Regions from separate parts of the Homo sapiens genome. Here regions 2 and 3 are each linked to region 1. A link is a contact called in ENCODE Hi-C or POLR2A ChIA-PET data. All regions are on one chromosome and are shown on one strand. Each heading gives the region's core, a stretch centred on a gene start or an enhancer-like site at or near the end of the contact. The rest is flanking DNA. Distances are from core to core; before and after follow the strand shown. Region 1 holds the start of LINC02417 (long intergenic non-protein coding RNA 2417). Region 2 overlaps LOC124902862 (a long non-coding RNA gene). Region 3 holds the start of PRMT8 (protein arginine methyltransferase 8).

What was found. A loop is a pair of places that touch in the nucleus more often than their neighbours do. ChIA-PET counts read pairs that join two places held with the same protein, here RNA polymerase II (POLR2A). Pooled maps may share reads with other maps.
Region 2: POLR2A ChIA-PET joins it to region 1 with 10 read pairs in PC-3. The contact joins the enhancer-like site here to the promoter of LINC02417 in region 1. A Hi-C loop is called at or near these places in 1 of 168 maps with a recorded cell type or tissue (mammary epithelial cell). POLR2A ChIA-PET finds 5 or more read pairs at or near these places in 3 of 52 experiments (GM10248, HCT116 and PC-3).
Region 3: a loop to region 1 is called in a map of mammary epithelial cell, with 3 times the contacts of the local background. The contact joins the promoter of PRMT8 here to the promoter of LINC02417 in region 1. A Hi-C loop is called at or near these places in 3 of 168 maps with a recorded cell type or tissue (dorsolateral prefrontal cortex, endothelial cell of hepatic sinusoid and mammary epithelial cell) and 3 of 50 pooled maps. POLR2A ChIA-PET finds 5 or more read pairs at or near these places in 2 of 52 experiments (HCT116 and WTC11).

The regions. Positions count from the first base shown.
Region 1 is chr12:3,365,670-3,370,265 of GRCh38, forward strand. LINC02417 (long intergenic non-protein coding RNA 2417) reads left to right here and starts at 2,439. Exons shown (of 3, transcript NR_146865.1): 1 at 2,439-2,455; 2 at 2,596-2,756. It overlaps LOC100128253 (a long non-coding RNA gene), which reads right to left and starts at 453. Exons shown (of 12, transcript NR_148995.1): 1 at 390-453. RefSeq lists an enhancer at 1-504.
Region 2 is chr12:3,452,247-3,456,945 of GRCh38, forward strand. All of the region lies in intron 1 of LOC124902862 (a long non-coding RNA gene), which reads right to left. It also overlaps a transcript of PRMT8 not described here. Among named protein-coding and RNA genes, the nearest start is that of PRMT8, 37 kb to the right of the region's middle. Within about 2 kb of position 2,150, at least 2 of the 41 ENCODE cell types and tissues checked have a DNase peak (open chromatin) inside an H3K27ac peak, as active enhancers do; they include PC-3 and mammary epithelial cell, where a contact is called at or near this core.
Region 3 is chr12:3,488,682-3,493,084 of GRCh38, forward strand. PRMT8 (protein arginine methyltransferase 8) reads left to right here and starts at 2,522. Exons shown (of 10, transcript NM_019854.5): 1 at 2,522-3,019. The coding sequence starts at 2,945. It overlaps THCAT155 (thyroid cancer-associated transcript 155), which reads right to left and starts at 4,138. Exons shown (of 2, transcript NR_126055.1): 1 at 4,051-4,138; 2 at 1-921.

The DNA of each region.
Region 1 (4,596 bases), core at 1,189-3,688:
GCAGCTACTGGAATTCAGGGTGGGCGAAGAGAGTGACATTTTGAAGAGGGACAGCCATGTCCCGGGAGGGCACACGGCCCCCAGAGGCCCAGAGCTCTTCCCAAGGCACAAGTGCAGAAGGCGGACTCAGGCGTGTGGTTAAGGACCCCCTGCTGCGGGCCCCTGCACACACCAACGCGTGCTCCCACGCGCCGCGACTCCCCCGGGATGCCTGCCCCACCCCTATCCGCAGCCAGCGTCCCCCTGCCCGCCGGCCCCGCCACGGTCCATCAGGGACTGCGGGCGGCGGAGGTGGCGGCGCCTTGCCGGGACCCCCAGCCTCCCTCCCCCGCCCCCGGCGCCCCACCCCACGCGGGCGCGCTTCTCCCGCCGCAGCCGCCCGCGCTCACCTGGCCCGGACACGGGCTCCGCCACGCGGTGATGGAAGCTGAGCCTAGAGAGGCGGAGAGCGGCGGCTCGCAGGGCCACCCAGCGGCACACGGCCCGCGCCTCGGCCCGCCCCTTCCTTGCCGGCCGGGGGAGTGTCCGCGCGCCTCCAGCCCGCCCCGCGCCCCGCTGCGGTGCCCAGTGCCCGCCGTCCTCACCTGGCCAGCGGGACGCGCCCGGGAACCCCGCACGCGGGCGGGCCGCCTCTTTGTTAGCAAGTTTGCCTTTCTGTGATTCAGAGCACGCGGAGCGAATTAAGTGGAGTGAGGGGTACTGTGCGACTGTCTGCGGGAAACCTGCGGGGAGCGCGGGAAGGGATGGACTTGATGAGCCGCGGCGCAGCGGCTTTCAAACCTCCCCGCGCTCCGCAGCCCCCAGCCCCCGCCCTACCCGCCCTCTCAGATCCCTCTGTCTCCTGCCTAGGTCGGCCCCTGGGAGAGGTTGGCTCCTGGGGGTTCCCAGGGACTTTAGGGACAAGGTTTGATGACATAGAGCTTCCCCACGCCCCCTTCCTCCCCTCCCCTCATCCTCCGCCCCGCGACTCCCATCACTGCCCTGTCCCTCTCAGGGTCCTGGGGACCATCGGCCCTGCATTCCCTGGGCTCAGGGAGAATCAAGATTCTTCCTAATCTGGAGCAAAAAGAGTAGACGGTAGGGCCCAGCTGTCCCTGCCTGCACCCAGTGGAGGTGCAAAGCTGTCCCTAAGTGGGTCTGTCCTAGCAGTGGGGCGTGCATTGTGGGTTATTTCCCAGAGCAACGGTGGCCTTGTGCTTATCCAACCATGTTCTTTTGAAACTTGACTGCAGCGAGCCGGGTTATCCATATACCAGGTTGCTAGGTCAGGGAGGCCGCTACTGGGGGGCAGGGAACGCGAAGCACGCCACTGTGCCCCAGAGCACCAGTGCTCTCAATGCCGCAGCTGACCGCTGGGAAAGGCTTCGCACAGGGCCATGCGGGAAGGAGATGACAGCCACAGTCCCCTGAGATGAAGACCTGAATGCAGAAGCTGCCGCGAAGGAGTCCCCAGAGCTTGCTGTGCGCGGTGCAGGAGGAGGAGTGTGCTGGGGGTGAGGGGGTAAAAACCTGAAGTCTGGAGGAGACCTGGAGTGATGTGAGGTTGAGTTTCGTGTGGGGCAAGCCGGGTTTGAGAAGCAGGCCACCTTCTTCCAGGGGCACACATCCAGCAAATGCAGTGGGAATGACCTGTGGTTCTTAGGAGAGAGGCTGAGGCAAGAGATGCGATTTTTGGAATCATCTGGAAAGAAGTTGGGCTGACAAGAGAAGAAATGGAGCGAGAGGGTAGAAAAGATAGAGAGAACAGGGCTGAAGACAGAAGCTGTCTAAGGAGGGGAAGGAGCCCATGAGAGAAACAATGTGGGAGGGTCGGGACTGTGCAGAGTGAAAGAACTCAGGAGAAGAGGGATGTTCAGTGGGGGCCTGGGCTACAGAGACACCAGGAAGGAGGTGCCCAAGAAAACAGGTTTAGATTTGGAAATCAGGAGATCTCTGGGGGCTTTCAAGAGAATTATTTGAGTGGTGGGTTGTGTAGACAAGATTGCCACTCCTTGGGGGGCATCAGGATCCTGGATCCAGTTGGTTGATCCAGGGACACAAAGGTTCATTTCTTTGATTTCCTTCACGGGGACTCCGAAGGGCCTCCCCAGAGCCACAGCTTCCAGAGGGATCTGACGAGGCCTCTGTGGAAAGCAACGCAGTTCAAGTTCAGTCTCTGCCTAATCCTGTTTTCCTCACTCTCTCAAGGTGAGTGAGGTCTATGGGGGTAAGCCCCCCCGCCTCCCCGTAGACCTCCTGGAATGCCTGGAACAGCTCAGCAACCTGGGCACAGGTGGCTTGAGACAACCTAGCCATTCGGGCCTGCTGCCAGAGTGAACGCCACAGGGAGGCCTGCCGGGTCTGGGGAGCATGAGCTGGTCAGGCCCCCAGTAGACCCCTTGCAGGCTGATCTCCATCTCCATGCAGAGTCTGTATCCTAGAAATCCAACCTGAGATCCTGCGGCACCGAGAAAGGGTGAGTGAAACAGAGAAAAGGTGGGATGGAGGGAAGAACAGAGGTGGGAACCACTCAGCAGGAGCAAGAAGGGGTGATGGTGGGAGACAGGCAGGAAGGAGTAGGCGTGTGATTTGATGCCTCTCCCCTCCACCTCCAAGGAAGCTGTTTCAAGAGATAGGAATTGTCAGAAAAAGCCGGAGAAGGTGGTGTTAAAGGAAAACATTGAGAATGGGGAGTGAAGACGAGGGTTTTTCGTAGCAGAAGATGGATCTTCGAAAGCCAGGAGGCAGAGGAGAGCAACGCTGTCGGTGAGATAAAGGTGAAGGGAAGCTGATATTCCCTGAAGTTAGTAATATTAAAACAGTACTGAAGAAAGAGAAAGTTGGAAAATGGTCTAGAGGGACCTTTTAGCAACATGAGAGGGCGAGGGATGAATGGAGCTCTGGACCAGGATATTCCCTCTGCAGCACCATCCCTGGGAACGTCAGACGTCTGGGGTAGTGAACCAACAAAAATAGAATATGCAATTAACAATTTCCCAGGAATCATGTTTACACACGTAAAAAAAAAGAGAAATAGGTGAAAGTAATTTCAATGATGTATTTTATTTAACACAATATATTTTAGATATGTTTTAAATAAAATATATCATTAAAATTGATGTGTCAATATACAAAATTAATAATGAGCCGTACATTTTTTTCCTTCTAAGTCTTCCAACTCTGGTGTGTATTTTACCTGTATTGCACATCTAAGTTCAGACACTAAATTTTCTTTGGAAATACCCGATCTGTACTTAGATTTCATAACATTGATGGTTGAAGAAGCTCATTTACAAACCTAAATTGCCCCATATATACCTATGCTTTCTAATAACAGAATAAAATGATCAGTCTTTAAGTTAATTAAAATGAAATGAAATAAAAAACCCCGCTCTTCAGTTGCATGGAGCACCTCTCCAGTGTTCAGTGGCCCCACATGTGGCTAGTGGCTACTAGATCGGACCACACAGGTCTAGAATTGGAATTCTGAGACTTTTGGATTTTGGCTTTTATTTTGTCCTGATTTTCTGTGAAGGAATGGGCTTGCCTGCCCCCAGTGCTGTACCACTAAAAAGATCCTCATCTGTTCCATCTCATTTCACAAAACTCACTTGAAGAAGACGAGGGAGAAGTCTGAGAGTCCATCTATGAATAGGGAAATGGGGCTTTGGCTTGGACTAGAAATGGTATGAAGGAGATGAGATATGAGTTGGAAGTATCCCGTTTTGATTTTTGTTCTATGTTCATAAGAGGAACGAGGTTTATTTGTCAGGTTGGGTGCCCCAAAGAGCGAACCGAGAGTGCGCTGTGATAATGCACGGGGCAACTCTTTCTTGCACAAACTCTCATCTTAGTAGTTTCCGTTGAGCTCTGGGCACTGGCTGCGTCACAAACAGGTGGACGCAGCTGCTATATCTAGGCCTCATTTTCTGCATCTGCAAACTGGGAGAGTAGTTCCTTATTTGGAAAAATAGGAGGGACCAGGGAAATCCCAGATTTGGAGACGGGTGCCTCTCAGCCAGGCCTGTAGCTCATCTGCTGTCCCTAGCTGGGTGCCAGCAGCTTCTGCATTCAGTCCACAGTCTGGTACCATTTGCCTGCCTTTATATCTGATGGGAGAGATCTGTCATGGGATGCAGGAGTGAGGGACGTTCTAGATACTCCTTTAGAAATGTAAAAATAATAATACTTAGGCATCCTTGCTTTTATCTGAAATGGCCTACATCTCTTGCTACTTGGAGGTTCAGGATAGATCTTGTGAGACCTCCTGCATGCCAGCACAGGGCCTGATAGCCTTACCATGCAGCAGCAGTATCTATAACCATCCCTAGAAGTGGAGTCACAGAAAATACCATGGTAATTGTGGCTTTGTTTTGAGGATGGTTACCACACACACACACACACACACACACACACACACACGTGCATGGCATGGAGGAGCCTGACCTGTTATTGTTGGCATCCCCAGGATACATGGCACATTAGCTTAGTGTTCAGGTTGTACATAAACCCTCAAGGTCAGGAGCTGTAACACTTGGATTTCTCCGTCCCCTGGGCATAAGCCTGTCTTTCAAAACAATTTCTGGCCACTGCCTAGAAGAGTTGCAAGATAACAAA
Region 2 (4,699 bases), core at 900-3,399, 86 kb after region 1:
ACAACAAACCCTTGTGATACAAGTTTACCTATTTAAGAAACCTGCACATGTGCCCCTGAACCTAAATTAAACACACACACACACACACATACACACACACACACCCCACAAGGAGACCACTTACTGGCAACATGCAAGAGCACAGGAAACTTTAGAAGTCTTCAATGGAACTTGAGAATTATTTCTAGCCACATTTTTCATACATTTTCCCACCAGATAGATCCGAGAATTAATGTCCTAAGCGGTCTCCTCGGAAGCTGCCCTGGGCTGGGGGATCACCTGTCCAGGGGCAGAACCTGGGTTAGGTGGCCTCTTTTGGTCCCTTCCAGGTCTCTAATCCCCTTGTGGTAACTAACAGCCTCACATCTCAGGATTGTCACCTGCAGGGCAGTTGTATAGCCCAGAAGCACGTTGCTTTATCCTAGGAACAGGGTCTGCTGTCTTCTGGGCCTCTTCCCAGGACTTCTGCCTCACCAGGTTGGGCTTCTCAGGTCAGGCCTCACCAGATGGTGAAGACCTGGACTGGGGAACGTTCAAGGCAGAGGAGAGGTAAAGCCACAGCTTAGGTCCTGCTGGGAAGTGCTGGCTGCCAGGAGGCTGCTGTGGAAATAACTGTAGGCCTGAGAAGTCAGCATCTTTAAGGGCGAGTGGGGTGGTGAGAGGACAATTCGGCAAGTCCCATTGACCGACAGGCAGAGTGGCAGCTTACTTGGCATTTCAAACAAACAAAAAATCCACACAAAGAAAACATTCCTGCCTATTCAGAGCTTACAGCCTAAGAGGGGAGGGAAGCTAAACCCTGGACTGGGATCACATGAAAGGAGATGAAATGAGGGATGCACAGAGGACACTGCACGGGGAATCAGGTAGGCTGGAGAGGAGAGGGGTCAGTCCGGGAGACCGTCCTGAAGAGTGGCCTGTGATGGAAAAGGCCAGCAAGAACCATGGAAGCTGCTGAAAGGGTGCAGGGAAGCCACGGTTCCTTCCCTCCCCACGCCCCTCGCTCACTCTAGTCCTGGCTCCCTTTACACAGGCCTAATATGACCAAACAGCACCCTTAGGACTCCTGGGCCTCGGGCCCCAGTGTTGAGTCTGGCAGCAGATCCCCAAGGGGTAGAGTTTGCACTGGTGGCTGGGTGTCGCCGTCAGCAGGTGAGGGAGCGCATGGGGAATGCAGATTCCCAGGCCAGCCCTGCCAAGTCTGAGTGAGTCCCCTGGAGGCTACTGCTGCTGGGACTGTGCGGTGCCGTAGGACATGATTTCTGACCTCAGAGGCCCTGCTTTCTCCTGGGGAAGCCAGACGCTGCATTCCGCATGCCATCGTGACCTTGAAGTAGGGCTGAGAATGAGGTGTCTGGGTCAGGAACTGGTGAGCGCGGTCAGGGGACACCCTTAGGAGAGGAGCTTGCCCTTCACAGCCAGGGCAAATGCTGGGGCGCAGCCATGCTGGCTGTCTCCTCGTCTGTTCTGCCCACACATCTCCTGCGGCACCCTGTGGTCTGTGTCCTGACGTGGCCCGACTGTGGACCCCCTTGTCCTCCTGCCCGCTGTGTCTATTTCTCAGCTCCTGCTATGCTAGGTCTGGGCTTCCGACGCCGGCCCTGCTCCGGCGATTGAAAATGACTGCAGCCTCGGGTGCAGCCTTGTCCTCAGCGTTCAACACGGGGTGCCTCGTGTGCTCCTCATGGCACATTTACCATGGGCTTTTTCAGGTTTCGAGAAGCAGCGACGTGCTCGGGTCACCTCAGGGCGGAGGGTTTGCAGGAAGGCCAGGCACAGCAATGCGGGCGTCAGCCTAGCCCAGCCTCTAGAGAACTGGAGCACCACGGGGCTCAAAGGGGCCTGGGGCCAAACACGGAGGCCCATCTGACTTGGCTCTGTCTCTGCTCCTAGCCCCTGCTGTCTCTTCACTCTCCTGCAGCTTAATGCCGCCCCCGCCCACCCCGCGCCCTGTGTCTTTTGGCTTCTGTTTTGCCTTCTCCTGAAGCCGCTTCTTCTGACTCCCTGACGGGGAGCCTGCGGATGGATTCCCAGGACCTGGTTCCTCAAGGCGGCTGCTGTTGGCTCAGACATCCCCGGCCAGGGTGTTGGTGCCACAGGGAGCAAGAGGGCAGGCAGCCACCTGGGCTCCCCTAAGAATCACTCACTCCAGAGGGAGAATATTTAAGGTTTGAATCACTGACGTTAATCAGAGGCCACGTGATGTAAAAGCACTCTAGGGGAGGGGGGTGTCTAGGAAGGAAGGGAAACTAAACCACAAAAGAAGCCCGTCATGCCCAGCCCTGGAGGAGAGAGGAGGAGCAGGGGCCAGGGAAGACGGGGCGGGCAAGAGCGGCATGTGGCATTTCTCAAGCGGGAGACCAAGTTCAAAGGGAGCACAGCACTCCCAGTGAAACCACCCCTATAAACTTCATAAAATGAATCAGGACAAAAGGAAGGGGAGGAGTGAAACCAAACCCAGCTTGCAGCGCACTTCGTGTTCACCGCGGGTCGGCCTGCGCTCCCACCTGCTTCCTCGTGTTGTTTGCTGCCTATTGACCTAGAATCCCACAGACCCCGCTACAAGGTTATAGTCACCCTAAGGGTCCTACAGATAACAACTGGAGCAGTACGAAATGTTAAGTCTTCCCTTTGAGATAGTCCTTCAGGTCCTACATACCTGTGAAATTACCACGTCAGCTGGTCTAAAGGACCCCATAGGAGCTGACGCACCAAAGAATGCAGTTTCTACATTCTGGTGAATTCATCCGCCTTACCCCAACCAATCAACAGCTCCAATTCTCCAGTCCCTTGTCCTCCACAGTCCCCTTAAAGACTCCAGCCCAGAAATCCTGGGGGAGATGGAGTTTGGGGGCTCCTCCTATCTCTTAGCTCAGTGCCCTGTGACCATTAAACTCTTTCTCTGCTGCAGCCCTAACTGGTAACTGGTCTGTTACTGTGCGGTGGGCATAACTGGTCTGTTACTGTGTAACTGGTCTGCTCCTGTGCAGTGGGCATACGAACCTGTTGGTCCTATAACACCAGTCCCTCACGAAAGCACCAGATTAATTTTCGCACCCTTTGTGGCTGCAGATTGGAAGTGGAGGATGAGGGTGAGGGGAGGTGCCTTCTAGCCTGGGCTTGGGGTGTGGAAGGCAAGAGGGGAAGAGAACCCACAGACAGGATGGAGGGAGGGGTGAGCTGCTTCAGGCGTCGATGCTGCCCTCACTTGTGCTCTGCCCTCCTTCTCCCTAAGGGGAATTGACTCACGCCCTTTCCCCTTGCCACCCTGAACAAAGAAATGCCACTCACTGCCCTGTGATGCAAGCTCTTCACACATGCATGGGAGTAGGTGTGTGCATGGAGGAGGCACCACGCTAGCCTGCTCTCTGGGCTCGGTCCTGGGAGACCTGGCCAAGGACCTTCACCTCCGAACCTTCTCCCGGAATTGGAGGGTCAGCGGGGGGTGGGGTTGAGCCTGCTACATTGAATTTGGCTTGGTCCTCTTGGCTCTCTTAATTGCTCTTTGACAAATAGCCAGAAAGTGGAGGGAAGGCAGGTGGACTTTATTTCCATTTTCGAAGTGTAAGAACTTGAAGCTCCAAGAGGTCAGGTGACATGTCTGTGCCAGTGCCCCCTACCACACCCCTCAGTGACACCATAGGTGGGACAGGGCCGCGTGATGCCGTGAAAACAGCACGTTCCTTTGACCACGTGGTCCTAGTTCTATATCTATCTCTGTCTCTTTGCTAGCTGTGTGACATAGGGCAAGTCCCTTAACTTCTCTGAGCCTGCGTTCTCATCTGTAAAATGAGGATAGTAAGTCACACCTCACAGGGAAACTGAGGCTGACGCAGGAAGACAAATACAAACTATTTAGCCCAACTCCTGGCCATGAGCTAGGTGCTAAGAGTGCTTTTCTTCCTCACTTAAACCACATTTCCGATGACCACATCCAAGTACGCCAGCGCTGGCACACCAAGCGCCACCTTTGAGCGGGAAATGGCAGCCTCCCCTTGCCTGCAGTTCTTCCGGCCTCACTGTTCTCCATGGCCCAAACTACAGTTCCTCTGGGGGTGGTTCATTTACAAAGTGGAGCTATTAAATAAATGTTCACGACATTTTTCTGGATCGTGGATCCCCTTCCCGAGGGAAAAACCCTAGCACCCACATATCCATCACCCACACTGTTTTCGACAGAATTTCAAGGAACTCCCAGAAACTCTGAAGCCACAAGCAAAACTCCTCTCCCAGGTGGGAGGGCAGGACCCACGAGCACACATTCGGCATCACGAGCGATCTGTTGTGCAGCCCGATCATCCCCCAATTCACCAACAGCCTTCTCCTCGCGAAACGCCCGGGACCATCCGTCTGAATTACCCACAGGGTGAGGATGAAAGGCGAGGGAATGAGTGGACAGTGGGGAAGCTGACCTTAAGCGGGAGGGTGCAGGGGTGAGCTAGTTTGGCCTGGAGGGGAGGGCAGTGAGGAACCCGTGAGAAGGGGCCAACGCCCGGAGCAGCCACCGTTTCTTACACCCTTGACTAAGATTGAACAAGAAAAAAAAAATGTCACCAAACAAAGAGAATCGAACCCCTCTAGCCAGGAAAGCAGATCAACAACAGAACAGCACCTGGGGCTCTCTTAAAGGCTTTAAACACAGAGGACAGGTGCGTCTTTTCTTGCTGTGGCTGACGTCCTAGCCGTGTTAAGGGGGTGG
Region 3 (4,403 bases), core at 1,272-3,771, 120 kb after region 1:
ATGACTAAACTAATTAACCTGGTGAAAGACTATGCTAATATATTTTTGCAAAAGAGATAGAGAAAGACTGAATTCACAGGAATGGTAGGGATGCTGAGAAAATAGTTCTACAAAGTACCTACTATGTGCTAGGCACTTTTCACAATCATAAGATGTGAATGTTCAGGTCATCTCTTGGTGTATAACAAATCACCCCAAACTTCGTCTCTTAAAGTAATAATTAGCTTGCTTGTGAATTTGTTCTTAGGTGGTTACATAGCAGGAACAGCACCTCTTTGTTCTAAGACAGCTCAACAGGGGGCTAGAGTATCCACTTTCAAAACAGTTCACTCCTGTACTCCAGCCTTTATGGAACCACCCTAGTGGCATAGGCTCCTCACTCACAGCCCCAGGCTGGCTCTGGGTTGGATGGGTTGGGACAGAAAACTCTTGCCATGAAAATATAGCTCTCCATCTCAGCCTCTCCACTCCCCATTCCAAAGGGAGACGTGTCTGTGCTTGGGGAGAAGCCAAGCAAAGCAAAAGATTTCAACAGCGAAAGGAGGAAACACACCCACTGAGGTTCTCATAGCAACATAATCACGCACAGGCAGCAGCCTATTTCGGTGGGAGCTTGTTTCAGCTCCCCTCCTCCCTGGTTAGTCACAGAAGGCATGCACAAGCAGAAGCAGTGTTGGGTGGGGGCAGAGTGTCGGACTGAAAGTCAGGAGGCTGGGGAGCTGGGTCCTCTGCTTGCTGATGGACCATGGGCAAATGTCCTCCTCTCTCCAATCTTGGGGTCCTTATTTGTAAAATGAGAGGATTGGACCACAGAGCGGTGAGGATCATTTCTTTTCTGATTTCCTTTGATTGCACAAACACTGAGACACTTTTGGTAGGGAATTAGATGTCTCTCAGAATCTTTTGTCTCTGAGAAGATGCCTAGAGAAAAGGGAATTCAATAGGATAAAAGTCATTCTCCAGATTCACATTTATTTTCCTACCACTTTCTGCATGTTGACAGAACGGGAGGAACGACTGGGTGTTGTCAAGGATTCTGCTCACTCACCCCCAACTCTAACCCAGGTCTGTGTTCTGAGAAGGGAAAAGGTTAAGGAGGTTAAGGTCATCTTTTTATTCAAGTTTTCACACACACACACACACACACACACACGCGCGCACACACACACACACACACTCAAGCCTCTTGCTACATTTTCATCCTTCTCATTCTTCATCCTCTCCTGTCTCTATCCCTCACTTCTCACCTCTACTTAGTGCAATGTATCCTCTCTTTGCCCGAGGACCAGATGATGGAGGCATGTTTCCTACTGAGAATGATTCTAGACCTTTTCTTCAATGGACTCTGGGGTTAGTTGAGGACAGTCAGGCTCACACTTCCCAGTTATCGAAGGTGATGATAAAAAGCAAATAGGGCATTTGGGAGGGACCTCCCCAAACAAGTACAGAGATGAAGTGAAGACAGCCGGGTGCTCAGGGAGCATCTTATAGGTCTCAGTCCTTGACTCGTAGGTTGAAAGCTTAAAAGTACAGCTGTTTTAAGGAGTCAGCCTGAGTGTCCTGTTGCAAAGGGAGAGGCAGAATGGGGTCCCCCGCTTTTGTTCTATCTCCCACTGCCCGACAGATGGCCAGTAAAACAGAGAAAAAGAAGCTCTCAAAGTGAAGACAGGAATGCATTGTATAAAAATTCACACCCCCTGCTGCCGCCCAAACTCCCTTAAAAAAGGATCAAGAGAATCCTGACGGGTACGTGACATCCTCCCTCTCTCCCATAAAAGGGACTTCAAAATCTGGCGATGGTGGGGGAAGGGTGAGGAGGGAGAAGAGAAATGCGTGGGCAGGGGGCTGCCAGGGAAGACTGGAGTGGGGGGGGGGGCACTGCAGTCTCGCATTTGACTTTCTCCCACCCTCTTTCCCAAGCCACTCTGGCCGCCACCTTTGCCCCTCCCTCTCAGCCTGAAAGGGGCTTGGAGTCCCAAGGGCTTTGGGTACAAAGAGAGAGAGAGAGAGAGAGAGAGAGAGAGAGAGAGAGAGAGAGAAAAGGATAAAGAATGACACCACACTTACCCCTAGAGTTGAAGGAGTTAAGGACCCTCCCCCATCCAGACACCCACCCCTTCGTTCCCCAAATCGTAATTCGCCGAGGAAGGATCCAGGAACTGGCAGAGGAGCGGGAGAGCTGGGGTGGGCCGGGGTGGGGAGGGTGCGAGTTAACTGTGGCCCGGTCTCGCCCGGACCTCGCCCTAGGTGGGAGCACGCGCACCGGGTCTGAGAACCTGCAAGAGCCTCGCCCGGCGCCGGCTTTCTCTGGGCCCCCCGCGCGGGCCTGGCCTCCACGTAAGTTGTGTGCAGCGCCAGGGAGTGGAGGCGGCCGAGACCCTCGGAGACTAGGGGAGGGGGCGGGCCCGGGGGCGCTGGGGGCCCTCGGTCTGCGCCCAGCCGCCGCCGGCTCCAGCGAACCTCCTACCCCGCCCCCACTCACCCGGCTCAGCCCCTAGGAGAGACGCGCAGGAAGCGTGTTGCTTCGCCCAGCGGATCGGCAGAAGTTGAGAGGAGTTGGCGGCTGCCTCCGGCCGGCCGGACTTTGCGAGCAGCCTGGAGAGGATCCGCGACCGCCGCCGCCGCCGCCGCGGAGGCTTCGGGGCTGCTTCCCTCGAGCTTAGCCCGCAGCGCGGGTGGAGAGGGGCGGGGAGGGGGTCGGGGGCACGAGAAGAACTTGAAACCGTGTGAAGGAATCCGGAGCAGATGAGAAGGGAGGAAAATAAAAGAAAGTGGAGACTGCAGAACAGACTCCGCTGTGGCTGACTGTGCCGGCCGACGCTCCAGCTGAGGGGCTGGGTTGGATTTTTTTTTTTCTCCCATCCTCTCGCTCTCTCTTTTAAAGCGACACCAGCTCTCTCTCCTCCTCTACTATCTCGGTATCACCAAACCCTTGCCGGCTCTTATGGGCATGAAACACTCCTCCCGCTGCCTGCTCCTGAGGAGGAAAATGGCGGAGAACGCGGCCGAGAGCACCGAGGTAAGGAGGCGAGCGAGCAGGGGCTCTCGGAGACCCCGCCGCCCACCCGGACCACCGCGCCGCCGCCGCCGCTCAGCGCCGAGTGCCAAACTTTCCCCAGTTTCATCCCGCTCGCTTCTGCCGGCCTCCTCCTGTGTGTGTGTGTGTGTGTGTGTGTGTGTGTGTGTGTGTGTGTGTGTGTGTGTGTGTTGGTGGGGGGTGGGGGGGAAGTTCATGTCTCAGGTCCCCTCCCTCTTGAAAATGCAAAACAGTCACTCTCACCCCATCACCCTCTCCTGCCACCCGCTGCTCCCTTCTCCCGCCCCCAAGTCCCAAACCCCGGGCAGCCGCGCTCCCCTGCCCTCTCCTCTGGGCTCCGTGAGGGCTCCCGGGTCCCGGCTTTGTGCAGAGCTGGGGTGGGTAATCCTGGGGCCAGGTCTGCCCCCTGCAGTGCCTTGACCGTCTCCTGCCGCTGCCTCAGCTTTACCCTTCAAGCTCGAGTCGGTTCCCGAGCTCTCCGTCCCCGCAGCCGCGCGGAGAGCCCCCGGCCGCGGGGGCCGAGCCGGCAGGAGGACTCGGGCACCTCCTACAGACCCTCCGGCCCAGATCTGGGCCAGAGAGAAGTCTGCAATCCTCAGATATCAGAGCCGCCTCTGGGTAGCTAAACCCGGCAGGGCACACGGGCCGCGGCCACCTTCAGCACCAGGGACAGCGTCCGCCCCTGCAGCAGCCGAGCCTGCGCGGACTGTGGGGGCTGCGCGCCGCCGGCTGCAGTGAGAAATGGGTCTGCAGCCACCCGTCCCGCAAGGGCTTTTGAGGAGGTCGCTCTAGCTCCGCAAATTGTGTTCTCGGCCCCCGCCTTCGGCAGCCTTTTTCTCTACTCTCCAGCTGGCCCTGAGCCGCAGAGAGCCCTGCTGGGCTTTGCGTCCCGAGACTCGAGGCTGTGATCCCTCGCCTCCCTCTGACCCCGCTGTCATTACAACAACCGGACTATTCCGTAGGCTCTGGGCACCTGTAGTCACGAAGGGGATCAGCGTGGGCAGCCCCCTTACCTTCCTGGAGAAACGGTGCGCCGAGATGGGGGCGGAGTGGGGCATGTGTGTGAAGATCATCCCTTACTCAGTGGCAGGAAAAAGACACAGAGAGCAAACTCCCAGGCTCTATTAATAGCTGGGTGTCTGGTGGGGCTGCCGCACATTTCACATATGGTTACCCATATGCAGCGGGGGGCGGGGATGGGGGTGTGGCGCGGGGATTGTCCCTCTGTCTTGCCGGAATGCAAAAAGGTAGAGAGACCCTTCCTGGTCTTCTTCCCTCGAGTTCTTAACTCTGCGCTAAAACCCCTACCCCACGGCGTAGGCAGCAAAGCTTTATAAATCCCCCTTCTCTGAGAGACTAGAAGCAG